Regions from separate parts of the Homo sapiens genome. Here region 2 is linked to region 1. Evidence: read pairs that join two places in POLR2A ChIA-PET (ENCODE). Cell type or tissue: CD4-positive, alpha-beta T cell. All regions are shown on one strand. Each heading gives the region's core, and the rest is flanking DNA. Links, peaks and the distances in the headings are about the cores only. Region 1 overlaps CD6 (CD6 molecule). Region 2 overlaps LOC105369325 (a long non-coding RNA gene).

The links. Peaks named below come from ENCODE experiments on the same cell type or tissue, not always from the same donor. Only the 100,000 strongest peaks of a DNase experiment are listed, where the experiment ranks them.
Region 2: POLR2A ChIA-PET joins it to region 1 with 5 read pairs; 9 of 35 experiments call an interaction of 5 or more read pairs at or near these places.

What each region holds. Positions count from the first base shown.
Region 1 is chr11:60,992,812-61,007,524 of GRCh38, forward strand. CD6 (CD6 molecule) reads left to right here. Exons shown (of 13, transcript NM_006725.5): 2 at 13,763-13,831. LOC105369326 (a long non-coding RNA gene) reads right to left here. Exons shown (of 2, transcript XR_950155.3): 2 at 10,551-12,134. It also overlaps the pseudogene TRA-TGC10-1. Among named protein-coding and RNA genes, the nearest start is that of CD6, 28 kb to the left of the region's middle. RefSeq lists an enhancer at 14,453-14,713. In CD4-positive, alpha-beta T cell, for the core only: no CTCF peak of the experiment used is centred there; DNase peaks (open chromatin) are centred at 11,710 and 12,170; H3K4me3 peaks cover 1,025 bases; H3K27ac peaks cover 1,905 bases.
Region 2 is chr11:61,064,963-61,079,675 of GRCh38, forward strand. All of the region lies in intron 1 of LOC105369325 (a long non-coding RNA gene), which reads right to left. It overlaps LINC02954 (long intergenic non-protein coding RNA 2954), which reads left to right. Exons shown (of 4, transcript NR_186234.1): 4 at 2,469-2,635. It overlaps LOC124902677 (a long non-coding RNA gene), which reads left to right and starts at 8,750. Exons shown (of 2, transcript XR_007062690.1): 1 at 8,750-11,229; 2 at 12,685-12,947. In CD4-positive, alpha-beta T cell, for the core only: no CTCF peak of the experiment used is centred there; a DNase peak (open chromatin) is centred at 6,439; H3K27ac peaks cover 1,759 bases.

The sequences.
Region 1 (14,713 bases), core at 11,173-13,672:
TGTGAGACTCCGTCTCCAAAAATAAAAAAAAATAAAAAAATTAAAATTAAAATAAATAAATAAATAAAAGAAGCACCTGAATATTCTTCTCCTCCTCTCAGTGGTCTAAAGTCTGGCGGGGGATCAAGAAGATGGGGCTGGTGACATGCCAGTGTTTCTGGCCTGCTGTGCTCTCTTGGAGCCAAATCCCTACTCTTATCCCTTGGGATTTTACTGAGCTGCTTGCAACCCTCCATGGGACCTTCTCATTTTACCACCTGGTAGCTGGAAAGAAGGCACGGTCTGGCACGGGAGCCTGAGCCAGCCTTGGAGCCAGGACCCCAGGAGACTTTTCTTTTAGAGGAACTCCTGTTACCACAGCAACTACAGCCCACATCTCCTCCCTAGGAACACTGGATGTTTGCAGAGCCGGGGAAGGGTGCAGCCAAGTTGAGAGTCTGCAGCAGCTCAGATAAGGTTCACAAGAAAGGCGAGGAGTGAGGAGGAGAGAATGCAGCCTTCAGAGAACCAGAATCACCCCCTTGCAGAAAAGAAGGCTAAGGAGCTGTCAGAGTCATCTTTCTGCCTGGTATGGAATGTAGAATCAATAGCCAGCTGCCGTCCCATAGCTACCAAGGGCCAAACGAGAGAAAAGGGATGAAAGCCTCAGGTTGGAGGATAATAACAACCACAGCTACCATATACCGCGTCCTAAGCGTTTTACGAAGATCACCCACCCGTGCACTCTTCTTCTGTTTGGCTCATTTATCATGCCCAGTGCCAGGTTAAAGATGAAACCTAGCTGGGCTCAGTGACTTTCCCTAGGTCACACAGCCAGTAATCAGCAGAGATGGGTTTAGATCACTGTTCTATCTGTCCCCAGAGTCCCTGTCTAAGTCATGAAAGACGAATTTCCCGAGAATGGAGGCTGTTTCCCAGATGAATTGGTGCCTGGGATCTCCTGCTCCCTCGATCATCCCGCTCACACTCATCTCCCTCATATCATACCTGCCCCAGTTCCCAGCATATGCAACAAGTTCAGCAGATGTTCATGGAACTGAATGCAGGCTGGCAACAGACTCATTTCTCAGCTTTCAGGAGAACATGGCTCACGCCCTCTCACTTTCTTGGGAGAGGAGGGGGAGTCCCAGCAATTGAACGTACCTCAAAGCCTGTTAAGTCATGTTGATCTTATCTTTTAAGTTTTTTACAGAGGCGAGTAGGAAACGTTGTCTTTTACTTCCCCTTGGATTTGGTGACAGAGAGGAGGGGAGATGAAACCTGGGCATGCATGGAAGGTATCACACAGGTGAACATCATCTGTCCTGTGACATAGGGGCAAAAGAAAGGTAAAAAGGCTGAATTTCTGGCCGGGCGCGGTGGCTCATGCCTGTAATCCCAGCACTTTGGGAGGCTGAGGCAGGGGGATTGCTTGAGCTTAGGAGTTTGCGACCAGCCTGGGCAACACGGTGAAACCCTGTCTCTAGTAAAATACAAAAAATTAGCCAGGCGTGGTGGCACACACCTGTAGTCCCAGCTACTCAGGAGGCTGAGGCAGGAGAATTGCTTGAACCTGGGAGGCGGAGGTTGCAGTAAGCCGAGATCGTGCCACTGCAGTCCAGCCTGGGCAACAGAGTGAGACTCATCCCCTCCCCAACACCCCCGCCAAAAAAAAAAAAAAGCTGAATTTCTTTGACCTGAGTGACTGCAGTCCTCTGGGACTGGGACTCTTTGAGCCTTAACTTCCATCCGTCTCTGTCAATTGAGTAAATTGTTTTATTTGTGTCCCCAAGCCCTGCTGTGGTATAACTGGGGAGTGTGAAAACAAACCAAAATCCTGTAACATAATACCAAATAATACTCACTCTCTTTCTCTTTCTCTCTCAAGAAAATGAAAGCACATGAGCCAAGTTCTCCTGAAAGCTGAGAAATGAGTTTATTACCGATCTATGTTCCGTTTCATTAACACTTGCTGAACTTGTTCCACGTGCTAGGAACTGGGACAGGTATTCGGGAGATAAGTGTACATGTAAAATAATACCAAAGCACCAAACTGCTGACTTTCCTCTGGGCGCCAGGGGAGAGAAGTCACTCTAGCCTTCCTGGCCTTGGAGAGCCAAGTGGGTATAAGCTGGTCTAGTCACAGCAGCCAGTCACCTCTGCAGGCTAGGACAGCACTGTGTGACTGAGCCTGTGACAGCTTCAGTTTCTTGACAAAGTAAACTCAGCCCAACCGGGTGTCACAGGCTCTTCAAGTCCAAGTCCCCTCAAAGGTTGAACACATTTATCCCCTCCCAATTGAATTATATTACTTGTATGAGCCAGCGCATGCGTCTTTTTTTTTTTCTTTTTCTTTCTTTCTTTTCTTTTTTGAAATGAAGTCTTGCTCTGTCACCCAGCCTAGAATGCAGTGCTGCAATCTCAGCACACTGCAACCTCCCCCTCCCGGATTCAAGCGATTCTCCTACCTCAGCCTCCTGAGTAGCTGGGACTACAGGCATGCACTACCACATCCAGCTAATTTTTGTATTTTTAGTAGAGGCTGGATTTCGCCATGTTGGCCAGGCTGATCTCGAACTCCCGACCTCAGCTAGTCCACCCACCTCAGCCTCTCAAAGTGCTGGGATTACAGATGTGAGCCACCAGGCCCAGCCCGCATCTTTCTAATTTTAATGGAATTACAGGCGTTCCCTTCTTTCTAGTTGTTTTATTAATTGCTCACCATTAACAATACCAAGGGCATTTCTAAAAAGAAAATAGTTAGGACAGTTCCAGCACCCTCTCACTCAGAGCTTCCTCCCCTAAATTCATTGGCCCTCCTCTTCCAATTGGCCGATGCATCCTCAGGCCCTAGACAGTGCTGGAGTGAGCCCCATATTTGAGAGCAAGTGGGGAAGGGGTGGGGGCAGTGCGAGGTGAGACTATTAAGTCTCATCTTTTCCCTGCTGTGAGGTCTGTGGGATGACACATGCCACCCAGGACCCCCTGCCCCGGAGAAGGAAGGTTTCCTAGTTGTTGCTTATCTTTGGAGTCTGGGATCTTTTGGGAAATGAGTCCCTGGATCTTGGGTTCTGAGTTGTGTCACCATTGCGGGGGAAGGGTGGGTTATCATTTCTAAACTCAGTGCTGGTTGACACTTGCAGAGGAGAAAGGAGTTTGGAAAGCCTCCAGGGTTGTCAAAACTTCCTGCCTCTCGCCCTTGGCATGATCACCAAAGCAGAAATCAGGATGTTGGATTCCAACCCGGGGGAGTGGTGTGGTTACGAATGTGGCCTCTGCAAGCAGACAGCCTGGGTTCAATTCCCAGCTTGGCCATTTTCTAGCCGTGTAATCTTAGGCAAGATACTAAACCGCTCTGTGCCTCAGTTTCCCCATCTCGTGGTCTTGCTTTGACAATTAAATCATACTGAATAAATGTCAGCCATTACTGCTGAGCTGTGCCAGATTTGTGACGGGTGCTCGACGTGCCTTGGGGCCTCCCCTTTCCCTATCAGAGCAGTGGGAAGCATCACAACATCCTTCCCTTATCCCCCTGCACTCTGGACCCCAGATGCCCGAGATAAGTAGCTGCTCCCATCAGTGTGGGTTGGGAGTAGAAAACTAGGAGTCCATCTGGCTGCTTCCCAAACCTGCAAACCAGGAATCCCAGTCCAGCTTCCCGGCCACTGGGCAAGGGGCAGGTGAGTGTTTCCGGACAGCTCCCTGAACCAGTCCTGCTCCACTTGAATACCTGGAGTCTGAGCCAGGGCCTCGGGAGGCGGGCCCACCAGGGTTCACGTAGCATTTGTCATCACTGCTCGGGACAAAAGGCCAGTCTTCATACACAAGATGCACGGTGGTCTGCAGGTTAGCAGGGAGCACGCCTCTCCCAAGGTTCGGGGACACTAGTCACAAGGGCCTGGTGCCAGTCTTGCAGAGAGGCACACCCTGCCCTGTCCTGGCAGTGCTCCAGAGCAGCAGCTGGACTATCCGGGAGATCACTGCGCTGCACTGGGAGCCTGACCTCCCCGTGGGCCTTGGGGATACTCTTCCTTTGGGCCGCAGATTTTGCAATATTTCTGACAAAATACTTGCTGACAAAAAGCCTTCTGAGAGAAGCATTATTAACTCCAGTTCATGGATGACAGTCTAAGGCTCAGACTGGCAAAGTGACTGGCCAAAGGTCACTCCACTAATAAGGAACAGAGCTGGACTCCAGCCCAAGCCTTTGAACTCAAGGCCTTGTAAGGTACATAGGTACCTTCCCCCCATACAGCACTGTCTGATGTCAATATGTGAGTCACATTTATAATTTTAAATTTTTGGCTGGGCATGGTGGCTCATGCCTGTAATCCCAGCACTTTGGGAGGCCAAAGCAGGTGGATCACCTGAGGTCAGAAGTTCAAGACCAGCCTGGCCAACGTGGTGAAACCCCATCTCTACTAAAAGTATAAAAAAAGTAGCCAGGCATGGTGGTGCGTGCCTATAGTCCCAGCTACTCAGGGCGCTGAGGCAGGAGAATCGCTTGAACCTGGGAGATGGAGGTTGCGGTGAGCCCAAGATCATACCACTGCCCTCCAGCCTGGGTGATAGGGCGAGACTCCGTCTCAAAAAAAAAAAAAATAAAATAAAATAAAATAAAAATAATAAATAAATAAATTTTTAGCAGCTGCATTTTTTCAAAAAAGTAAAAAGAAACAGATGAAATTTCTTTAATAATATATGTTATTTAACTGAATATATCCAAAATATCATTTCTACACATCAATAAAAAAATTCTTAATAAGATACTTTACATTCTTTATTCTTACCAAGTCTTTGACACACAACCTGTACTTCACACTTAAAGCATGTCTCAATTTGGACACTCAAGTTTCACCAGAAACATTCAATCTGTATTTAGATTTCATACTAGTTACAATTGAAAAAGGAGAATCACATATCTCACTTACTCTGGCCATTTGAAAAGGTTTTCCAATGATTGAATTGATTATGCCTTTAAAATTAAATGGAAAACATTTTGTAAATTAAATAGAAATGAATTGAATTAAATAAAATGAAATTTTGAGTTTCTCATTGGCACGAACCCATTTCAAGTGCTCAGTAGCCACACGTGGCTGGTGGCTATTGTACTGGACAACACAGCACCATATGATTTTCCCTCCGAGTGGGGCTGAGTGATCTCTAAGCCCTTCAAATGTATGCTCCTCCCCTGCGTTTATACAGATGAGTGCTTTGTGTACCATGGGCCCACTTCCGTGATGATAAATGGACGGTGTAGGACAGATTTCCCATCTATATTGACAGCATACTGAAAACAGTATGCTGTAGTAGTTAAAAGGGTGATTTCTAGAGCCAGACTGTCCAGGTTCAAATTTTGCTTTGATTACTGACCAGCTGGGTGGCCTTGGGTGATTTACTTAAGCTCTCTATGTCCCAGTTTTCTCAGTGATGACACTGGGATGATGATATTAATAGTATGCACCTCACAGGGTGGTTGTAAGGATTTGCTAGTACATGTAATGCACACAGATAACCGCTATCATCTATGGGGCATACAGTAAGTGCTCAAGAGATGTTGCCTTTCATTACATATTTTATCTAATTATAATCAAAGAATGTAAGGACTGGACAAGATCAAAATCTCATCAATCTGTCATTATGCAAGTGACAAAACGGGGCCAGAAAGTGAAAGAACTCATTCAAGGTCATGTAGCAAGTTAATGATAGAAATCAACTGTCAGCTCCTGACGCCCAACCCAGTGACCCTCTCCACTGTGCCCCCAACAATGCTGACATTGCCGAGAAGAGACACCCTGACCTGCCAGCCACATGAGCTCTTCAATTCTTCCCTGGGAATGAGTATGGCTTTAGCTGGCGTGGCCACACTGTCTGCCCAGGTGCTCTCTGCAGGCTCATTGGAGCAGGGTGACTGGGTAGTCAGTATGAAAGCTCACTGTATTAGTACTTCAAGCTAGCCCACATGTCCCCCCAGGAAAAAAGCCCTGTGTATTTATTTGGGGACTTTTAATTTTTATTTGATATAGAACATTTGAAAAAATTAGAACAACACAAGGCAGAAAAAAAAAAAAAAAAAAAGGAAAACAGGCCAGGCACAGTGGCTTATGCCTGTAATCCCAGCATTTTGGGAGGCCAAGGCAGGCGGATCACCTGAGGTCAGGAGTTCGAGACCAGCCTGGCCAACATCGTGAAACCCAGTCTCTACTAATATATATAAATTAGGCGGGCATGGTGGCACATGCCTGTAGTCCCAGCTATTCAGGAGGCTGAGGCAGGAGAATTGCTTGAACTCGGGAGGCGGAGGTTGCAGTGAGTTGAGATGGCACCACTGCACTCCAGCCTGGGTGACAGAGCAAGATAGAAAGGAAAGAAAGAAAGAGCAAGAAGGAAGGAAGGAAAACTTATTAATACCATGTGGGCATGTATTTTCTTTTCCTATAGTAGAGATTAAATTTAATTTACTGATATTCTTTTAGCATCTCTCCTGGGCAAGGCACTGCGCAAGGTCCTGGATATATGGGGGTGATGCTTAGAATCTAGTGAGCCGATGGTTGTCAGTTCATGACCAGGATAGCTATGTAATTAAATGTGGCTGGGCCCACATGAAAAAAAATCTCAGGATGCAGTGAGAGGACAGAATGGGAGATTGTACTCGGGCTCTCTGTGGGTCCTGGAAAACCTTCAGAAGCTTAAAACATGGCGGGGGGTGAGGACGGGGACTGAAGGGGAGAGTACAACCATACTTATAACATAACCCTGTATTCTGCTTCTGCCACTTAACATTGTGGCATAAACTTATCCCCACATCATTAAATACTCCCTGTAAATTTTTTTTTGGCAAATATTTTTAATGTGCTATATTTTTCTAACCAACCCCCCAATCACTTTTAGACAATCCAGTTGTCTCCGGTTTGAATTTTTTTTTGGTGGGTTTTTATTTGTTTGTTTTTATTATGCTATCAGAAACAGCACAGGGTCGGGTTCTGTGGCTCACGCCTGTAATCCCAGCACTTTGGGAGCCTGAGGTGGGCGGATCACTTGAAGCCAGGCGTTCGAGATCAGCATGGCCAACATAGTGAAACCCCATCTCTACTAAAAATATAAATAAAAAAATTAGCCAGGCATGGTGGCAGGCGCCTGTAACCCCAGCTACTCAGTAGCTGCGGCAGGAGAATCGCTTGAATCAGGAGGGTGGAGGTGGCAGTGAACCGAGATCGCATCACTGCACTCCAGCCTGGGCAACAGAGGGAGAGTGAGACTCTATGGCAAAATAAAAATAAAAATAAATATAAATATAAATATAAAAAACCAGCACATCACAGCATTCTGGGGCTCCAGTGGATGGAAAAGGGAATCTAGAACCATCTAGTTCCAAAGCATGGACTTTAGTCTCCAGGCAGTATGGTACTTGAGATAGTTTTATTTAGGATAAGTTCCCAGATGTGGAATTACTGGATTGAAAGAGCTTGGTTTGCTGTTGTTGTTAAGGCTGTTGGCATCTGTGTTTGCAAACACTTTCTGTTGATTTTTTTTTTTAACTATACTTCTAGCAGGTGACACATGCACCTGGCTGCACCACTTGTAGATTCCACCTCCATGTTTCCATCGTCCCTTTCCACCCTGCCTCTGGCTCTGTACAGCATCTCTTCATCCATCATCCACTCAACGAGCATTCAGGATGCAACCGTGTTTTCCTCAGCACCTCTGACAGTGCCGGAGGACAGAAAGTAACCTCAGGTGTAGCTGGTGTTGACCTGACACTGGTCACTGGGCACGGCCAGGGCGGCATTCTGGGGAGTGCCTTGTTTCCCCACCAGGCTTGCTCTGACACTGGGCTGGCCAGCGGGAGGCTCAGCTTTCCCTCGATGTCTATGCCTCCTTTCTCCACAAGTCCCTCACCTCTCAGATGCCCATGGGACATCTCAGGAGCCTGGGTGACACAACAGGAGTATCAGTGTCCCGTTCCGTTTTCTCAAATTCCAGGCAACAAGGCTCTTTCGTGCCTTCATTCTTCCTGTGCTTACAGTCTCCTCCGCAGCCCGTTCCACTGGAGTCTTCTTCCCACTACCCCATTGGAGGTTCTGTCCCACTCGGGGACTTCTGCATGGGACTGGCCTGAAAAAGCCGCCTCCTTCCTGGGCTGGGGTCGGCACTCCCAACCTCTTTCTTCTCCTATTCTGAAACCAGCCGCTCCCCTCCATCCCTTCCCTGTCTTGTTCCATCACTTTCCAGAATTTGGGACACAACTAGAGATGATTTTCAGGGGCACACAGTATAACTTCAGGTGGTAAATGAACTTAGCATTAAATAACACTGAATCATGTGGCAATAAAAGTTTAAATAATTATTATTTTTCAATGTTTTGTCATTCCTTCTGATTCTATCAGATAGTCTGATGATGATGTGTCTTTTTTTTTTTTTTTTTTTTGAGACGGAGTCTTGCTCTGTCGCCCAGGCTAGAGCGTAGTAGTGGCGTGATCTCAGCTCACTGCAACCTCTGCCTCCTGGGTTCAAGCGATTCTCTGCCTCAGCCTCCCGAGTAGCTGGAACTACAGGCACCTGCCACCACGCCTGGCTAACTTTTGTATTTTTAGTAGAGACAGGGTTTCACCATATTGGCCAGGCTGGTCTCGAACTCTGGACCTTGTGATCCACCCACCTTGGCCTCCCAAAGTGCTGGGATTACAGGCGTGAGCCACCGTGCCTGGCCGATGATGTGTCTTTTAACATCTCTAACATGGCTTTATTTTTAGTATGCTTGTTTTTACAATTACCTTCTATTTTAAGCAAGTCATATAAATCGTCCCTTTAGGTTTTAATATCTTCTTATTTTTTTCATATCAACATACATACCTAATTTTACATACATAGAATCATATCATACATGATTTTTAAAGTACAGCCTTTTACCTTCATTGCTTGCTTTTCCTCCCCCTATCTTCCATGGCTGTGACTGTGTCCCACGACCAGCTGCATAGTTTGCAGGGCCCAGTGCAAAACGGAGATGCAGGGCCTTTGGTTCAACAAATGATGAGGAATTTCAAGATGGCAACAGCAGAGGATTCAAGCAAAGGCCGGGTCCTTCTAAGCACGGGGCCCTGTGCACAGTCCACCAGCCTGTGGAGCTGGCCCTGCTTGGCCCCTTCCCCTGAAGCCCACTCTTAATTTTTCCATTTTGATTATCTGCTGTGTGTTCTCCCACACTTATCTTCATGTTCCTGCAATCATACCAGTTCACAGAGGGGGTTTTTTGGCCTTGCTTCACAAAAAATGTATCATATTATATTCTCTTCTCTGCATCTTGCTTTTCCTACTCAACACAGCTTGGAAATCCTGCCAACCCATCTGGGTCTATTTCATTCTTTATAAAGGCTGCATAAGATGCCATGCTGTAAATGGACCGTAATTGATTCAGCCGTTTCCCCTGTGAATGGGCATTCACTCTGTTTCTAACATTTTGCCATTCAAAAATCTGCAGTGGACTGGGTGCGGTGGCTCACACCTGTATGCCCAGCAGTTTGGGAGGCTGAGGCAGGCAGATCACTTGAGGTCAGGTGTTCAAGACCCAACCTGGCCAACATGGAGAAACCCCATCTCTACCAAAAATACAAAAAAATTTAGCAGGGTGTGGTGGTGGGTGCCTGTAATCCCAGCAACTTGGGAGGCTGAGGCAGGAGAATTGCTTGAACCCAGGAGGTGAAGGTTGCAATGAGCCGAGATCACGCCACTGCACTCCAGCCTGGGTGACAGAGCAAGACACTGTTTCAAAAAAAAAAATCTGCAGTGAACATTTTTATGATCAGGTGTCTTTAATGATGTAAAAAAGCAAATTCACAGGAAAGGGTAAAAGTTTGCTCTTACTCTGTTTTGTGTTGCTATAACAAAGTACCACAGAGTGAGTAATTTAAAACAAAAAGAAATTTATTTCTTATAGTTCTGCAGGCTGGAAAGCCCAAGATCTAGGGGCCACATCTGATGAGGGCCTTCTCTCTGCATCATAACACAATGGAAGGCGTCACATGGCCAGAGAGTGCACGAGAGACAGAGCGAGGGACGGTGGAACTCTCACTTTTACGACAAAACCACTTCTGCAATAACCAACACACCCCTGTGATAACAGCATTAATCCGTTCATGAAGGCAGACTCCTCATGACCTAATCAACTCTTTTCTTTTCTTTTCTTTTCTTTTTTGAGACACAGTCTCGCTCTGTTGGCCAGGCTGGAGGGCAGTGGCGCAATCTCAGCTCACTGCAACCTCCACCTCCCAGGCTCAAGCAATTCTCCTGCCTCAGCCTCCGGAGTAGCTGGGATTACAGGCATGTGCCACCACACCCGACTAATTTTTGTATTTGTAGTAGAGACAGGGTTTCACCATGTTGGCCAGGCTGGTCTCGGACTCCTGACCTCAGGTAATCCACACGCCTTGGCCTCCCAAAGTGTTGGGCTTACAGGCGTGAGCCACCACGCCCAGCCCTAATCAATTCTTAAACATCCAACTTCTCAACACAGGTCATTGGGGGATTAAATTTCCAACACATGAACCTTGGAACACATTCAAACCATAGCAGGCTCCTTTTCAAATAAATTTATTGCAGCAAAAAAGTGAACCAATTTAAAGAAAAGTGTGAGGCACAGGGCCAGGCAAAAGTGGTAACAATGGGCCGGGTGTGGTGGCTCACGCCTGTAATCCCAACAATTTGGGAGGCTGAGGTGGGCAGATCACTTGAGCTCAGGAATTTGAGACCAGCCTGGGCAACATGGGAAAACCCCGTCTCTACAAAAAATATACAAAAATTAGCCAGCATCGTGGCAAGCGCCTGTAGTCCTAGCTACTCGGGAAACTGAGGCACGAGAATCGCTTGAACCCAGGAGGTGGAGGTTGCAGTGAGCCGAGATTGTGCCACTGCACTCCAGCCTGGGCGACAGAGCGAGACACTGTCTCAAAACAAAAAAGGTGATAATGATGTCTGAGAAACGCTGATCTTCCATTCGGCCCTCTGTGAAATGAGGCCTGGATGGAAAGACGGTTCCAGGTAATTTCTGCTTTTGTTCCTGTAGCACAGAAGTCAGAGAACAGAGAAGCCAGGTTCCCTTCTTGGGATAGGGGATGGGAGAATGCTTGACACAAAAATAAAGCCCTCGAGGTTATCCGCTTTCAACCAGCTGCCTTGGAGCTGGCAGCTGCTGCTCATTCATTCAGTCAATCAACAAACATTGCCTTGGACACTGTGGGGGACACAGGGCTGACCCAGCCATGGGCCCTGCCCTCTAGGGTTTTCTGATCTAGGAGAACACATTTTTGTCTTTATGCATGAGAAAGTGGTTTTCCAGACCCAGAGAGAGAGATGATACAGAGCAGAGCTAAAGCCCCCCTGCCCCACACACATCACATTCACACACACAGTCGTAATCACATATGCACACAGTCCCTCACACACACTCATATGCACACACCTCACAGTCATACACACTGCAGCCATCATTCAATCCCCCTCCCCCACCCCATGTAGTAACATTGAAAACTACGCAGGAGCACTGGGACGGTTGCTGTGGGAACCGGGATTCTGAAATCCTAACTTGTGGGCATCTGAATTCTTGCGCTGAACATTCTAATACATCAGCCACAGAGTTTATGCTCTGAATTTGGAGTCATTTCTCCTCCAGGGGCTCAGGCTGGGCAGCCAGCCAGGGAGTTAGCGAGGACGGCAATTAGAGGGCTGAAGACTTTCTGCCTGATGATGAAGAGGCCCACACGGTTTCCTGGAGAGGGCTGTCTGCCAGGGTGTGCACGCGCACATGCACAAGCTCAGGCTCAGGGGGTATGTCCGTGGAATCTGCTCAGGTGAAGCTCCAGGAATGTGTAGTGGTCATGTCCGAGTCTTCAGGCTCTGTATCGGTCAGGCCGGACTAGGCAAGGCTGTAGCAACAAGGACACCCCCAAATCTTCATGGTTTAACATGATAAGGGCTTACTCCTTACTCACACAAAATCCAAGCTGGGTCAACATCCCCTTCCCTCTTGCAGTTCCTCCGCAACCCAGGGCCTCTAATATCCTTCAACAGGGAAGACGTAAATGGAAATGGCTCACTGCCTCTTCCCTGCTTTGGCTCAAAAGCAGGCAGACGTCTTCTGCCTAGGCTTCAACCAGCCCAACCTAAGTGCAAGAGAAACCAGGAAATGCAGAGGAGTTCATAGGCAACCACAACAGTCCCTGCCCCAGAGCCTCCCTTTGTGCTTTGCAAGCCCAAACATCCCAGCCCAGAGGGGAGGCAAGTCCTTGGAGACAGTTTAAATCCGGGCTCTGCAGCTTGCTCACTGGGTGGCCTCAGGCCCACGCATCAGTTGGGTTCCCACCAGGAAACCTAGAATAGGAATTTAAAGGGGACTTATTTACAGAAGAACTATTTACAAAGGGTAATGCAGTAAGTAGAATCTAAGAGCAACTTCTGGCCAAAGGAGACACAACCAGGGAGTGGTCAGTGAGTCCGAGTAGGAGACAGTCAAGGAGAGGTCACCTTGAATAAGCAATGTCCTTCACATGAGGGACACAGCCTACCCGAGGGACCTCACAGGGGGGGCCAGAGGAATAAGTGTCACATCTTCGCTCTCCTCACTTCTGCCTAGCTCTGCTAAGGCTCCCCATTGGCTGAATCTGACAGAAGCCATAAGGCCCAGGAAGACAGGGGTTAATCCAAACAGATCAGCCTCCCAGGGCAGAATGGATAGTAGCTCTGGTGGAATAAATGGACCCTATCTGGCAGGGACAACTGATTTTTGCTTTTGGAGCCTCCTTTTCCTAATCTGTAAAATAAGAATGCTAACACCTGCCTCATTGCATTGTTGAAAGTAAATGGAATAGGCTGGATGTAGTGGCTCATGCCTGTAATCCCGGCACTTTGGGAGGCTGAGGCAGGCAGATCACCTGAGGTCAGGAGTTCGAGACCAGCCTGACCAACATGGAGAAACCCCGTCTCTACTAAAAATACAAAATTAGCCAGGCGTGGTGGCGCATGCCTGTAATCCCAGCTACTCAGGAGGCTGAGACAGGAGAATCGCTTGAATCTGGGAGGTGGAGGTTGCGGTGAGCCGAGATCAAGCCATTGCACTCCAGCCTGGGCAACAAGAGCGAAACTCTGTCTCAAAAAAAAAAAAAGAAAGAAAGAAAGAAAGTAAATGGAACAATATATGCAAATATGCAAATACCTGTCCTTCATGAATGCTAGTTTCTTAGTGTCTGAAGGCACTTTGCAATCCAGTGGTTCCCAGTCCAGGATGTGTCAATTATTCTAAAGTCTGATATGAAATTCTCAAACAAATTCTATAAACAAAATTTTCTTTTTCTAAATCACTCCCACTTTCGAGCTTTTTCTATATGTCAAGTATTTCATAGGCTGTCTCATTTCAGTCTCACAATATTTTCCTAAGAATCATAGCTGAAAAATTGGGACTGGCACAGAAAGATTAAGTCACCCATTCATGGTCACGAAGCCACTTTGTGTGTCTGGCCCCAGTGCCCACTGCCTTTCCTCCCTGTTCTACTCCGATTTCTGAAGCTGTGTGTGCAATGAATAGGTAAAGCGGAGGATCCTGAAATGCCAATGTTTGAGAACTTTCCCTACCTTGAAGGGAGGCCAATGCACCCAAAGTTGAGGACCACGTCTTTTCCAAAGGCCTCATGTAGCCACCACAGGCTCCAGGAAGTGCCCCCTGCTCATCAGGGTGTCTCTGTGGTCTCCAGGCCTGAGCTCACTCACCCACCATGCTGCTGCTGGTTCATTTCAGGTCATCCATCTCCAGCCCCACCTGACCAGCTCAACACCAGCAGTGCAGAGAGTGAGCTCTGGGAGCCAGGTGAGCAAACATTCCCTCTGGGGGTCCATGATCAGCTTTCTGTAGGTGGTCCCCCAGGGTAATAAAGAAGGGAAATGGACATTTAGGATACCAGGGAGGCTCCCTGACTTCAGACAACACTTCTTCCTGACCCATCACCTGAAGTTCCACTATCAATTCACTTTGAGGTCGTAGAACTACCATTTTTGAGAGGACACTGATAAGTCACATACAGGTGGGCAGGTATGCCTGGAGCATTTTAAGGGGATTTGTTGAGAACAGGCTAGAGTTCTTGGTGGGGGAGGCAGGGTCCTTGATTTACTCAGCAGACGTTTATTAAGGACCTACTGTATGCAAAGATGCATGCTAGCACTGGGGGTACAATCCTGGGCTAAAAGGGGCAGGTGGTTCCCATAGAAGGGGTTCTGGGGAAGTGAGGACCACCATCAGCTGAAGCAGCCCATCATCAACCCCATGGCCAGCCGCTTCACAATCCTCCAAGGTTCCCTAGTCACTGTGACAGCCTCTAGGACAGTACCCTCAGAGGAGCAGAGGGGCCTTCAGGGGAAGCATGCGCCCACTGGACCAGGGCCCCTGAACTCACAACTCTGCCTTTCTTTCACAAACGGGTGCCCCTGGAGACAGGAGCAAGTGAGGAGGGTTTCTAGGGGGCTGGACCCCTAGTTGTCTGTCACCCATCTTAACCTCTAGAGTCACTCCCAAGCCCCACCTTCGGCTGACTCTAAGGAGAACCACAGGGTCAGGCCTCAAGGTGGGCTCAGGGATGAGCCAGCCCGGCTCCATTTTGCAGACTGGAAAGCTGAGACCCCTAGCCAGGCAGGGCGTTGTCAAAGTTCACGCACAGAGTCAGTGGCAGAGCCTGGGCAACCCTCTGCCCAGGCC
Region 2 (14,713 bases), core at 5,228-7,727, 66 kb after region 1:
AAAAAAATAATAATAATAATAATTAGCTGGACATGGTGGTGTGTGCCTGGGGTGCCAACTACTCGGGAGGATGAGGTGGGAAGATCACTTGAGCCTGGAAGGTTCAGACTGCAGTGAGCTATTATTGTGCCACTGCACTCCAGCCAGAGCAACAGAGTGAGACCTTGTCTCGAAAAAAAAAAAAAAAAAAAGAAAGCAAGAAAGAAAAGAAAAAGAAACACCGATTATGCAGAGAATCAGTCTGAGCCGCGTCTGAACTCAGCAGACACGCATACTATGATGGAGTAGAGATGCTGTCGGGAGCACACAGAGCAGTCATATGCGTGTTGCATATTTGTTACTGTGTAGACAAAACACCTAGGCCAGGGTTGTCCAAGCTTTTGGCTTCCGTGGGCCACACTGGGAGAATTATCTTGGGCCACGCATGAAATACACTGACACGGCAGGGCGCGGTGGCTCATGCTTGTAATCCCAGCACTTTGGGAGGCCAAAGCGGGCGGATCACCTGAGGTCAGGAGTTCAACACCAGCCTAGCCAACATGCAGCCTGGCCGTCTCAACTGAAAATACAAAAAGTAGCTGGGCATGATGGCTGGCGTCTGTAATCCCAGCTACTCGGGAGGCTGAGGCCGGAGAATCCCTTGAACCCAGGAGGCAGAGGTTGCAGTGAGCTGAGATCACGCCACTGCACTCCAGTCTGGCGACAAGAGTGAGATTCCATCTCAAAACAAAACAAAACAAAAAGAAAAGAAAAAAGAAATATACTGACACTAACGATGGCTGATAAGCTAAAAATTCACACACACAAAAATCTCGTAATGTTTTAAGAAAGTTTACAAATTTGTGTTGGGCCACACTCAAAGCCGTCCTGGGATGCGGGTTGGACAAACTTGACCTAGACATTCTGCCTCTCTTCACTTGGGCCCCCCCAGATGTCTGGCCTGCGTAGACCAGCCTCAGTGCACGCAGCTGGAAGGTGCAGTGCCTGTCGGAGGCACCCGTTTCCCCACCAAGGGCCTCATGTTCGCATGCCCACTCCACGTTCACTCCATCATCCATCTCACTCCGTTTTCTATTGAAAGCACCCTGTCACCTTTCGCGTTTCCAACTCAGGAAACAGCAACCACGGAACAGAAGAAAAATCAAGATCCCATTTGCCTTGATGGATTCATTTCGATACAACTTCACTCAAGAGCTCGCCGCTTCCTGATTTCACATTTCACCATCAAAGACGAGGGCCGGGGCAGAGCTGGGGGATGTGGCCCAATCGGCAACATGCGTGGCTGAGCAACAGGTTTCTGCCAGGAGAGGCAACTCTGGGACCGCAGCTTCGGGATCCATTGGCCCATCCCAACAGCTAACAGAGGCAGAACATTCTGGAACATCACCCACCTGTCCCATCCTACAGGCTCCCAAGCCAACTGTGGCAAAGGTGAACCAAAGCCCTGAAAGAACTCGAAGTGAGACAAAGCCAGGCTCTCTGTGCTGAGGGAAGCAAGGCCCAGAGAGGGCAGTGGTGTGGCCACTGTCACACAGCGGGGCTCTGGGTCCAGTCCCTCTCTCTGATTTGGGCACCTCCCCCCTGCAGCAAGCATTGATGACTTCAGGTTACACGATACAGGAATGTCTCCATCCCTTTCCCCAAGGTAAGGAAAGGGCTCACATCAGTTAATTGCTCAAGCAACCCCAGAACCAGGATTATAACAAGGTGGTGCTCTGCCACGGGGCTGATAGAGAGGACAGGCCCTGGCCAGAGCAGGGGTGGGGCAGGGACTGCGGACCAGAGGTCCTCCCCAGAGCTTTTCATGAGCAACTACTAGGCCCTCGATAGAGAAGCCCAGCATGACCGAGAGGCAGTCTATGAATATGGTGACAATGCCACACTGTGAGGATAGAACCCAGCCCCGGCTAAAGCCCACTGAAAGTAAGAGCAATAATGCAATTCATTCATTCATTCATTCATTCATTCATTCGACAAAGTCCGTGCCAGGCTCTGTGGCTACAATCCTGAAAAAGACACAGTATCTACGTCTTCAGGTTGCTTAAGTAAAATCATTAGCACTAAAAAAATGTGGTATTCATACAATAAAGCACAACACAGCAACTAAAAAGCAGGAACTCCTGCTACACTCAAACACGGATGAATTTCATGGGTATAATGAGGAGCTGAAGAGGCCAGGCACAGAAGAGTCCATACGCTGCAATTCAAAACACTACTTACGGAAAGCTGGAGAACAGACCCATAGTGAGAGACCAGAACAGTGCTTAGCTCTTGGTGGGAGGGGGCGGCTGATAGGAGAGGCTCTAGGGAACCTTAATGGGGGATGAAAATGTTCTAGATCTTGAGCTGGGTGGAGGTTACACGGTGTATGTGTGTGTGGGTGTGTGGGCGTGTGTGTGCATGCAATATATATAAAAAAAGTTTTACATTTTTAAAAATCATTAACAGTGTTTACACTTCTTTTTCAGAGCTAACCTTACATATGCTTGATCAAATGACGAAAAGCTTCAGCCAGAAACAGTTTTGCCTGGGTTCTGAATCTTCCCTGAGCTCTTAAATTCTACCCAGTGAGCATCTAGGTTAAAACCTGGATAAAACCTGGATAAAAGATTAAAAAACTCAACCAAGTTTCCAAGTTCTTGTACTGCTTGGCTCTGTGTAGATCCGAGTTAACAAACAGGTTTCAATCCACATACCAGATCTGATGGTATGAAGCACTGATTATGGCTGGGCACAGTGGCTCATGCCTATAATCCCAACACTTTGGGAGGCCCAGGCAGGAGGATAGCTTGAAATAGGAGACTGGGGCCCTTGCAAACCCACTGAACTTCCTGGTGGTCACAGTGGACAGTCAGCCTGGGGAATAAGTCTCTCTGTGAAAAATGCAATGAACACAAGGCCCCTTTCCATGGCCTGTGCTTGGAACCAGCAAAGGAGTCGGCCATTCTGCATCCTGAGCACAGACAGAGGAGCTGTGGGTGACAGATGGTGCCTGCCAGGAGCAGGGATGCATGAGTCTCAGGTCAATGACAGATGTGGCTGGAGCCCAGTGTGGAGGCCCCAGGCTCCAGCGTGACCTAGTTTTCGAGATTGATGGGGCTGGCGTTGATGGCCTCCCGTGCACTCTCCTCTGTTCAGTGGGGGGCAGAGAGAACCCAAAACAGCAACGCCCTCCCCCAGCCCACACTTAGACAACAGGTGACTACGAAAGGAAGGCAGGAGGGGAGGTGGGGAGGGGAATGGCAGGCGGGCCAAGTTGGGTGGGCTCCGGGGCAGATATGTCTGCCTCTCTTCTCTGAGGCACGACTGAGGGGCAGAGAAAGGCCAGGCAGTGGCAGTGACTTCACGTGCGCTGCTGCCAACGACCCCCATCCCTCCCAATCCACCGTGGTAACACCAATATGTTCCCAGCTTGGATCTCTCTCTCTCTCTCTTTCTCCCCACCCACCTTGGGCCCCAGACTCATACCCAGCCCTGTCTGCTCAGCATCTCCACTTGGGTGTCCGAGAGCATCTCAAGTGTCATATGGCCAAAAGCAAACTCCTGACCATCCCTATCTCAAGACAGGGCTTCTCCATCCTTCCAGGTGCTCTGGCCAAAAACTGTGGTGTCACCTGTGACTCCTCTTTCTCTCACATCCCAGCTGCAATCCAGCCAGAAATCCTATGGGTTCTGCCTTCGAGATGTAGTCAGACTCTGGCCACCTCCCACCCCCTCCACTGCGACCGCCCTGATCCTGGCCACCGTCCTCTCTGCCTCCTCACCTGCCTTCCTGCTTCCTGCCCTCATTCCCTTCCGGGTGTTCTCCCTGCTGGATGTGGAGTGATCCCATGTAAAAGGCACCCATGACGTCTCCCACCTCACAGCCTACTGCTCTACCTGCTCACACCACTTGGGTCACGCTGGCCATCGGACACACTGGACAGCCTCAGGGCCTTTGCTGGTCCTGGGCTGGAAGGCTCTTCCCCTGGAGAGCCCTCAACTCCCTTCCTCGCCTTGGGTGGAGCCTTCCTGGACAGCCCTATTTAAATCGCCACCCCTCCCTCCCCCTTCCCCCTTCTCTTCTCCTGTTTTAGTCTCTTCCGTAGCATTTATTGCCACTGGACACACAATATATTTTTACTTATTTATTTTGTTCATTGTCAGTTGCCCCAGGTTAGACTGTAAGGAGCATGAGGGCAGGAAAGTTTGGGGTCTGTTTTGTTCTTGCCATGTCTCCCAACACCAAGGACAGTGCCTCGTGCATAGCAGGCACCTAGTAAGTTATTGAATAAGTGAATGAATCAGGATCAGTGACCTCCCTCTGGAACCACAGGCTTGACAGCAAAGCTCTCCCCCTTTCTTCTGGCCCCTCAGTGCCCCCCTCAGGGCAGAACTCCAGGTACCCAGTGTGTCTCCAGCAGGTCCCTGTGTCCCCTTAGTGGTGGGAACAAGAGATCCATCAGTTCCAAGCCTCAAGATGCCTCTTGCCTCCTTCATCATCTGTCTCCCTCACATCTGCCCTGCCTTTGACAATGTACAAATAGCTTTGAAGCCCTGTAAGGTTTCAGCATCCTTGTTGCGTAGGCTGGGAGAGCCAGGCAACAGCCCAAAGACACACAGCTTAGAAGGGAGGAGAACACCCATCCTGACAGCAAGCTTGGTCATTGCTCAGATTCACCCTGTCCCTACCACCTGCTTCCTCCAGGCCAGCACTGCAAGCCAATCGTGATGACAACGACGGTGCTGGATGGAGGACAGACAAAACCAGTGAGGCTCTTGCAACAGGGGAAAATGAGTCCACCAGCAACAAGAAGACTGGGACTGGGGAGGGGGTGCAGAAGGGATTAAAGGGTTCAAGGGGGCCTGGGAGGACAGAAGGGGATTCTGTTTGGGTTCCCCTCAACCAACCTAAAGCAGATTCTGCTGAAAACACAGGAGGCAATAATACCCTGAGCTTTTTAAGTGCATGTCCCCATGACCCCATAGCCCTACACCTAGAGGTTTATTGCAAAGCCATCAGGGAAAGAGTGTACACAGAACAGTGAGGGTTAGCTATACGGGGTGCTTGGCAGAGCAGTGCTGGTGAGAGGAGGACAATGGAAACCTTCTCAGTGTCCCCAGATAGGGGAATGGGATTTATACGCCATGACTCCCTTGAAAACAATGAATGTGCACCTACATTTCCTAACTCGGAAAGCCGGCAATGACATTGAGCCTAAAATTCTGTGTTGTATGGGCCCATTCGTGTGTGTGTGTTTTTTTTAAATGTACGTGTTTGCAAAGAAAAGTGTCTAGGGCCAGGCGTGGTGGCTCACACCTGTAATCCCAGCACTTTGGGAGGCCGAGGTGGGTGGATCACAGGGTCAGGAGATTGAGACCATCCTGGCTAACACGGTGAAACCCCATCTCTACTAAAAAATACAAAAAATTAGCTGAGTGTGGTGGCGGGCACCTGTAGTCCCAGCTACTAGGGAGGCTGAGGCAGGAGAATGGCATGAACCCGAGAGGCGGAGCTTGCGGTGAGCCAAGATCGCACCATTGCACTCCAGCCTGGGCAACAGAGCAAGACTCCATCTCAAAGAAAAAAAAAGTGTCTAGGAGGAAGTATATCAGGTGCAGTAATGGTGACTGCTGCTAGTGAGCCTAGAGGGAGCTCACTCTCTTTTTCATTCTTTTCTGTATTCTATTGCTGTGGGATAATTAAGGAATCAGAGAGACTGAGGGGTTGAGGAAGAATTATGTAATTATTTAGGTGCACCAAACCAGTCGGATTAACATCCAAAGGACTGAGCCCCAAACAAAGAGTCCGGTTACCTTTTAAGCATTTTGTTGGGCGGGGGCGGGGGGGGTAATCTGTGCAGAGGGAAGCATATTACAGAAGTGAGAAACAAAGACAGTTATTCAACTGAGACATGCATTACATCATTTCTTACTTTTTAAGGAACAACATGTTTTACGACTTGAGATTATCTGTCAAGTGACCTTGAAGCTGCACAGCTAGAGAAACAGAGTCTTCACAATGCCTGGGAAAGGGAGAGATAAGTCTCACTGGCCACAGAAAGAAAAACAGGCAGTTAATTTTAAAGGACTCCAGCCCTTTCTCTTCCTCAAGGGGAACTGGGTTTTCTTACATTCAGCTGAGTTTTTGATTACACAGTTTTTAATTTCTTTTCATTCCTGTTCCACTATGAATAATTTTACGACTAGCATATATCAATATTTTTAGTAAATAAAACAGTAAAGGTGCATGCATTTTAGAAAAACAAATTTAAATGCTCCAGAGACTTCCCCGATGGGCCAAGCCCACCAGGGCCCTCTCTCCAGCCAGACCCAGCACCTGCCCACTGAAGGCAGCCTCTAAGCCTCCGAAGCTGAGGGCCTGACACCTCCATCCAAGCCTCTGTGTGTGACTGAGGGGGGAGAAACAGAGAGAAAAGAACCACTTCCTGCAGAGCTGGTGGTGGTGGCGGCTCTGAGGGAGGAGAGACACCCACCAGAGGTGAGGACTAGAGGCTCCTTCAGCAAATGTGAACGTGACTCAGGGGGCCACCCTGACTGACAGGGCAGTGTGGCCCTCACGGTGACCAGGGCTCAGCCGCACTGTCACTGCCATTAACCAAAAGCCGGTGATCACAGGCAGAAGAGGCCTGCGAGTGGGACATGCCCAGTGGGCCTTGTGGGGATGGAGCCGGTCCTGCTTTAGGGGACAGGGTCTGAAGCAAGAGCCAGCAGGTGGCCTCGACCCATGGATTCCCCTGCAGGTCTCCAGGGCCACACCCATGGCAGGGCCTCCAGATAGGATCCCACTGCTCTTTAAGGAATGTTTGGGCAGGTCCCCAACAGCCTGGAGGAAACCCCTTACCAAACCCCTTACAGCCACCAGCAAAGGAAAGCCAGGCTTCCAGGTAGAATCTGGATCCATGAGGTGGACTGTGTTCTATCCACTTTGTACTCAGGGTGCCCAGCCCAGGCCAGGTGCTTAGTACTCGCTTATTAAGCGAAAGGATGAATGAATGAATGAGCCATCCGCAAAGATGACCTATGTTACTACTTTGGAAAGAAATGTCTTCAACGTGAGCTGGGCTTCTCAGCGGGTGGAGGTGCAGCTGTGTTCCAAACAAAGAAGCTATTTTTAAAGAGAGAGAAGAGGGAAAGACTGAGTCGGGAATGCCTGAGGCCTGGTTACTAGACAAGCCAGAGGACTCCTCCTCATCGTGCAGAGGAAGGGGGAGTCAGCTTCTGGGAAGAAGTGGGGCCCGCCTGGGGCAGTCTCACCAGAGGGAGGTGATGACAATATTGCTGGGCTTCAGTCTCCTGCCTTTAGAGGGTGAGGGCCAGTCCACAGGAGTTCAGATCATAAGGCCCAAGTCCCATTCTCCGCCAGCTCCCCGCCTGCCAGGTGAGGACACCAGTCAAGGACTTCTGTTAGACTGAGTCACTTGGGAGACTTAGCTCTCTTTGGGCACAGCTTGGTCCCCTGTGCATGTGGCCAGATGCCAGGGGGCTGGGCACTTCTGGGAGATGGGCCTCTCGGTGCATCAAGATGGCTTCACAGTGAGCGTGACTGTGAGGCTGTTGTGCCCCTCCTCCCTGATCTTCTGCCACGACCCTGGAGCCCACTTCAGTCACCACTGCCAAACCATCACCTTCCATCACACACACTCGGACTGTGGTCACACCCAGACCACCAGGATGGACACACAGAGCTGAAGACCCAACCCTTGGCAGACACCATAAAACAGCCCAGCTGGCTCCAGTGGGCGGGAACCCTGGTAGGAAGACATGGAAGCCATCTGCTCAGGTGTCCTCTTTCTGCAGGCCCAGAGAGAGAAGACTTGCTCAGGCTCAGGTCAGAATCCAATCCGGGATCCGAAGCCAGGGCTCCAGGCCTCACGTACGGTGCACCACGGGGAGTTTTGGCGATAAAAGTCAGGGCTTCCCAAGAGGCCTGAATCAGCAGGAAGTGGTAGCAGCTTGCTCTACTGGGGCACAGTCCCCACTCCCCACCCACCAGACCCTCCATCGACCCTCATGCTCCCCATCTGGGAGTTGGGGCGGCCAGGGTTGCAATTGTCCCTGACAGAGAAGAATTGTGCCCCAAATTCCAGAGGCCAGGAGGGAAACAGGATAAACCACAAGGCACCCACAGCGCCTTCAGGAGTCCTCCTGCCTCTAATTTGCTGTGTGACCTTGGGGAAGTCCCTTCCCTTCTCTGGGACTCATTTTCCTGATCCGCACGATAGAGTTTGGTCTCCAAGGTTTCATCTGATCCTGAGAAGCTCTGAGTCCAAGCCTGGACACATTCTTACTGTGTCAGAGGCAAACACTCAGCCAAACTAGCTGGTCACTAAAAATAGAAAGGCTGGGCGCAGTGGCTCACGCCTGTAATCCCAGCACTTTGGGAGGCCGAGGAGGGTGGTTCACTTGAGGCCAGGAGTTTAAGACCAGCCTGTCCAACATGGTGAAACCCCATCTCTACTAAAAATACAAAAATTAGCCAGGCGTAGTGGTGCATACCTGTAATCCCAGCTACTCAGGAAGCTGAGGCAGGAGAATCACTTGAACCCAGGAAGCAGAGATTGCATTGAACCATGATCGTGCTACTGGACTCCAGCCTGGGTGACGGAGCAAGATTCTGTCTCAAAGAAAAATAAAAATACAAAATAAAAATAGAAAGCCACTAAAATAAGGTGTGGGGTGGGCTAGGAATTTTTAGATACAGGCACCATTGTTATTTTTATTTTTACTAAATTTATTTCCCTTTTTTCATATTTTGATTTCACTAAAAATAGTGAAAAAAGTTTCCACGCACAAAGCATTCTCAACAATGTTTTTGGCCAGATTGACAGCTGCAGCTCCCTCCAGCCATTTATTAATGGCTTTTTCTTTTTAAAAAATCTACTTCTGCCCATGAATCTGAAACACATTAACTGAACATTTGGGTCAAAATTTCTCATACATGCTACATCTTCCCTCTGGATGAAAAACTCCTGGGGAATGGGGATTATGTCTTCCATAGCTTTCTCCCCTCGTGTCCAGCCTGGCTTTAGGCCTGATAATGACTGCTGTCATCATTGTTGCTGTTATTGTTGATTTTCATTATAGAGCCTGAAGGAAACTTCAAATCGAATCCAACCTCCTCTCTTTACCAATGGGGAAATTGAACCCAAGAGAATAAACTGTATTTAGTCTAATATCAGATCCTTGGTGGAAAGGCTCAATATTGTAAACATGTTGATTCTACTTCAAATCAATCCAGAAATTCACTGAACTTTAAATCTAATGGGATTGGGGGGAGTTGGGGAGATCTGACAAATTTATTTGAAAATGAAGAAGGATAGCTAAGAAGTGTTAGAAGCAGACGAGTAATGTCCTTTCCCATAATAAGATTATAGTTCAATCTAAAGATTTACACAATTTAAAACTGGGTATACCATTTTAGGAACAGATTAATTAATGGAAAAGAAGGAAGAATTCAGAAAAGGAAATTCATCTCATTTATTTTAAAATTCAATGATGTAGTGCTAATCCTAAGCAGTGGAAGGAAACCTGGAATTTTCAAAAAGTGATGTTGAAGCAGCTGTTCTCTTTTTGGGGAAAACAAACTGAAAAATAAAAAACTTTAGAGTTAATTTTAAATAATTAAAACAAGTCACATCTCACACCTACTCAAAAATAAAGTACAATTGGATTAAAGATTTGTGTAATAAAAAAAGACACTAGAAGAAAATATAGGGGAAAAATTTTTTATAACTTGAATGTGGAAAATGTCTTTCTTAGCATAGTATAAAAACTAAAAATCCTGAAGAGAAAGAATTTGGACCCCATGAAAATTTAAAATGTATGAATAGTGGAAGATATCATAAAAAATAAATAGTAGAAAACAAATGACAGTCTGGGAGAAAATATTTTCAACACATGCAACAGACTAAGGATTAATATCCATTATATATAAAGAGCACCTACAAATCCACCAGGAAAGGACTGACAACCCCCACCAAAACAGGTAAAGAATATGAATAGATAACCAATGAAGAAACACAAATGTTTTGTGGATGCAAAACATATTTAAAAAGTGTTCAATCTCTCTACTAATTAAAGTAATAAAAATTTAAAACTCATGATATTTTATACCTACCATATTAGTAAAAGTCAAAAAATATTGGTAACATTCAGAATTGAGGACGTGGAAGGTAATCAAAGCTTTTCTTCCTTGACAGTAATAATGTCAATGGTTCAGCTTTCTTAAAAGAACAACTTGGGCATTATCTTTCAATATTTTTAAATGTTCATATCCATGCAGCAGCATCATATCTGGAAATCCATCCTACAAGATACTAAACACAGGTGCCTAAAGACATGTTTGCTGTGCTCTCCTTGTAACAGGCAGACAAATTGTTGATGAATGATAAAGAAGGATAAAATAAATCATGGTAGTCCCAGCTACTCGGGAGGCTGAGGTGGGAGGATTGCTTGAGGCCAGGAGTTTGAGCCCAGCTTGGGCAACATAGCAAGACCCCCATCTCAAAAAAAAATTATTGCACATTCATGTTATGGATGGCTGTGCAGATATTAAAGAGAATGACATAAATCTGCCTGTATCAACATGGAAAGTCACACACAATTTATTGGAAAGTGGAAAAAAAGAAATAATTATATAATAATCAGTATAATATTATCCCATTTCCATTTTGTAAAACAAATAAATAAATAAAGATTCAGATCAAATTTTTAGTGGTGGTTACAGCTGAGGAGTGGGGTCGGTGGGAGTGATAGGAAGATGGAATGTTGCTATTTAAAAATGTATGTTGGTCAAATTGAAAAAAAATAAAAGATATCCTTCACATATTTCAATAATGAAAAAAGCAAGAAATAAGATAAAATAAAATAAATGTAAGTTGGTGCTCTTTGAATGCGTCTTGATGATATCTGCAGTTTTGCACATACATATACTGTGTGTGTGTGTGTGTGTGTGTGTGCACACGCCTATATAATTAACAAAGAAACATATCCTCACTGGCCCTGTGCAAAGCTGTTACAATATTTATTTTAGGAATGAGGAAACAGTCCTGAGTTCTATCACTTGCCCAAGAAACTCACATGCTGTGAGTGACTACAAAGGAATTCCAGTCCCAGCCTGAACTGAAAGCCAGGGAGGACCCTTCCCTGCCAACTCGCCTGCCCTAAGCACAGAGCGTGGCTGTGCGAATTGCAGACTTGGTGGATGACGGCTGTGGGGAGTTAGAGGTAGGAAGTGATCATGCATTGTTTCTCCAAATGCTGTATTTAATAATATTTCAGATAATCAAAACTACTGTAGTCAACTGGGGAAGTATAGAATTGTTAAGAAGCAGGAAAAAAAATACCAACCCCCCAGAGACAATTACCATTAGTATTTTGGGATATTTCTTCCAATATTTTAATTGCGTTTATAAACATGGTTCATATTACATTGTAGGTGTGATTTTGCATCTCTCTTTGAAAACAACACTGTATCAGATTCATTTTCTTTTGTCATTAAAGTCTTCATAAACAACAAAATTTAAAAAGAGATCAATATTTTAAATAGCAGTAGTTTACTTACTATCTAATTTCATCCTGCTTACCTACCACCCACCCAAACCCAACCAGCAGAGCACCCAACTGTCCCATCTAAGATAAAATATACTCGGTACATATTCTGCACCAAGCAGAGAGGTGACTAAGACACGCTGTACCTCATAGCACACAGCAAAATTAACTCTGGGTGGATTAAAGAGCTAAAGGAAAAAAAAATCACAGAAAGACTTGAAAAAAGTTGATGAGAGTATTTATCAAACCTCTGTGTGGGGGAGGACTTTCTAACCCTAAAGCTATGGGAGAAACCACAAAAAAAAGATCACTAGATTTGGCTACCTAACATTTTGATACCCTGTAAACAACCTGAACAAAAAAGGTCAAATAGCAAGTGGGGTAAAATCTTTGCAACAAACATAAAAAAGATTAGTAGCCATCATAAATAAAGAGCTCATACAAATCAATATAAATCACCCACTGAGACCCAAATGCCTAACTGGGGAAAGGCTTAGGAGTGTGCTATCCAATATAGTAGCCACTAGCCACATGTGGCTATTTAAATTTAAATTAATTTAGGATTTAAATTAAAATCTTAGGTAAATTAAATTAAAATCAAGTTTAAATTAAAACCTTAGGTAAATTAAGTCTAAATTTAAATAAAATTAAATTTAAATTTTACTCAGTTATCTAGCCATATTTCAAGTACTCAATGGACACATTTGGCTGGTTGCTGCTGGACAGGCAGATATAGGCCACGTGGACCCTATTAAACAGGAAGATACAGGCCATTTCTATCATTGCAGAAAGCTTGATTGGAAAGCACTGCTTTAGACAGTGCGCAAAAGAAGACTCACCAGTGACCAATAAACACATTTAGAAATTCAGCTTCATTAGAAATAAAAGGAGTGCAAACTAAAACAAGGTCACATATTCATCTAGTTAGGAGTAAACAGGGTATTGCTAATTGAAGAGTAAAGAGTTACGGACCATCTGGAAAATAATTTGGCAATATAAGTTAAGAACTGTAAAAACCCTCAACCCAGCAATTCAGTTCCTGGGAATATGCGCAGCCTAAAGAAATTGTCAGAAATACACAAACCATTTTGTGCAGAAACGTATTGATTCCTAAATTATTTATTATTTCAGAGAGCCGCAGCCTGAAAGCCCAACCTCAGGGAAGTGATTACACCCATCAAGACCGACCACTCAATGGACGGACAAACCATCAATAAACATTATGTTTTGCCAAGAGGAACTAATGACTTGGGAAATACATACAAAAATAAATTTAAAAAACACCACATTCGAAACTGAAAGGTTAGGATAACATCAACTATAAAAATATGAAGACTATGCACAAGAAACTGCCAATTGCCAGAATAAATATCACTGGGTGATAGGATTCTGAATATTCTTTATGCTGTTCAGTAATTCCTGAATTTTTAACAAAGGTCATTTTCTGGTTTTATACAAAACTAGAAAGGTCACTAAAAATTCACAGGAGAGATAACCTAGTGATTAAGAGCAGGGATCTAAGCTGGCTGAGCCTTCGACGCCAATCCCCTGTTGCTCCCTGGCTCTCAGACCTCAGATGAGGTCAGCTCGGCTTCCTTGTCTGCAAAATTAATAACCACACCTGCCTCATAAGGTTTCTCAAGAACTGAGCAAGATGGTGCCTGCACAGTGCTGGGTAGAGTCTGTGCACATGAGCCCAGAACATACGTGAGGACTGCTGTTTGTATTAACATGGGAAATGCTTATGTTACTCTGTTGTCGCGTGACAAACCAGGACCCAGAATCTTCTATAGAACATGCTCTCAACTGGAAAAAATATGCTTTTTTTTTTTTTTTTTTTTGAGCCAGAGTCTTGCTCTATTGCCCAGGCTGGAGTGCAGTGGTATGATCTTGGCTCACTGCAGCCTCCGCCTCCTGGGTTCAAGTGATTCTCCTGCCTCAGCCTCCAGAGTAGCTGGGACTACAGGCGCACGCCACTGCGACCGGCTAATTTTTGTGTCTTTAGTAGAGACGGGGTTTCACCATGCTGGCCAAGATGGTCTCGATCTCCTGACCTTGTGATTCACCCGCCTCGGCCTCCCAAAGTGCTAGGATTACAGGCATGAGCCACTGCGCCCAGACAACATGTGCTTTTTCAAAAGTCCACAAAGACCAGGAGCTACTCCAAACTGCTGATGGCAGTTTGGGGAGATGGGAATAAATTTCCTCTCTTTGCTTAAAGAAGCATGAAAATATCTTTCTGTGCTTTCCAAATTGTCTCCAATGAGCATGCTATCTTCACAATGAAGGGGGGAAAAGCTTTATAAAGATAGAGAAAAGCTGAAATAAATAAAGGTTTAACTGGTTGTGCTGAGGAGGTCATCAGCTGGCACGCAACTGAGGCACACAGCCTCTGCAGCTGGTGGTTACTGGGGAGACCTCTGCCTTGTGGGATTCTGAGCTGATTTAATTTTTTTTCTTTCTTGAGACAGAGTCTCACTCTGTCACCCAGGCTGGAGTGCAATGGCGTGATCTCGGCTCACTGCAACCTCCATCTCCTGGGTTCAAGCGATTCTCCTGCCTCAGCCTCCTGAGTAGTTGGGACTACAGGCACCCGCCACCACACCTGGCTAGTTTTTGTATTTTTAGTAGAGACGTGGTTTCATTATGTTGACCAGGCTGGTCTCGAACTCCTGACCAACAGCCAGGTGAACTGCCTGCCTTGGCCTCCCAAAGTGCTGGGATTACAGGCACAAGCCACCACGTCCAGCCACATTTAATTTTTTTCTACATATTTTATGTATTTCCAAACTGTACAAGAGGTAGTAAATATTATTTTTCCCAACCAGAAGAAAAGACGTAGTTAAGAAAACTAAAGAAAACCTGGCCCTCTGCGTTGGGACTGGTGAGAGGGACGAAGGTAGATGGAAACAAGAACTGAGGGGCAGGGTGGGGGTGAGTGTTAGCACAGGGGCCCACCCTGCTGAGCCTGCGGGTGGGGCTGCAAAGCAAAGGCCTCCGAGCCTCCCCCTGCTCCACTCTGAGCCTTGTCTCCTCATCCACGCACAAGCCCAGGCCCAGCACAGCCGCAGACACGCCAAGGTGATGGGGGGCAGACTACCTGGACTGAGAAAGGGTTCTTTTTTATTTTCTAACCTTCCAATAAAACATCTGTGAATTT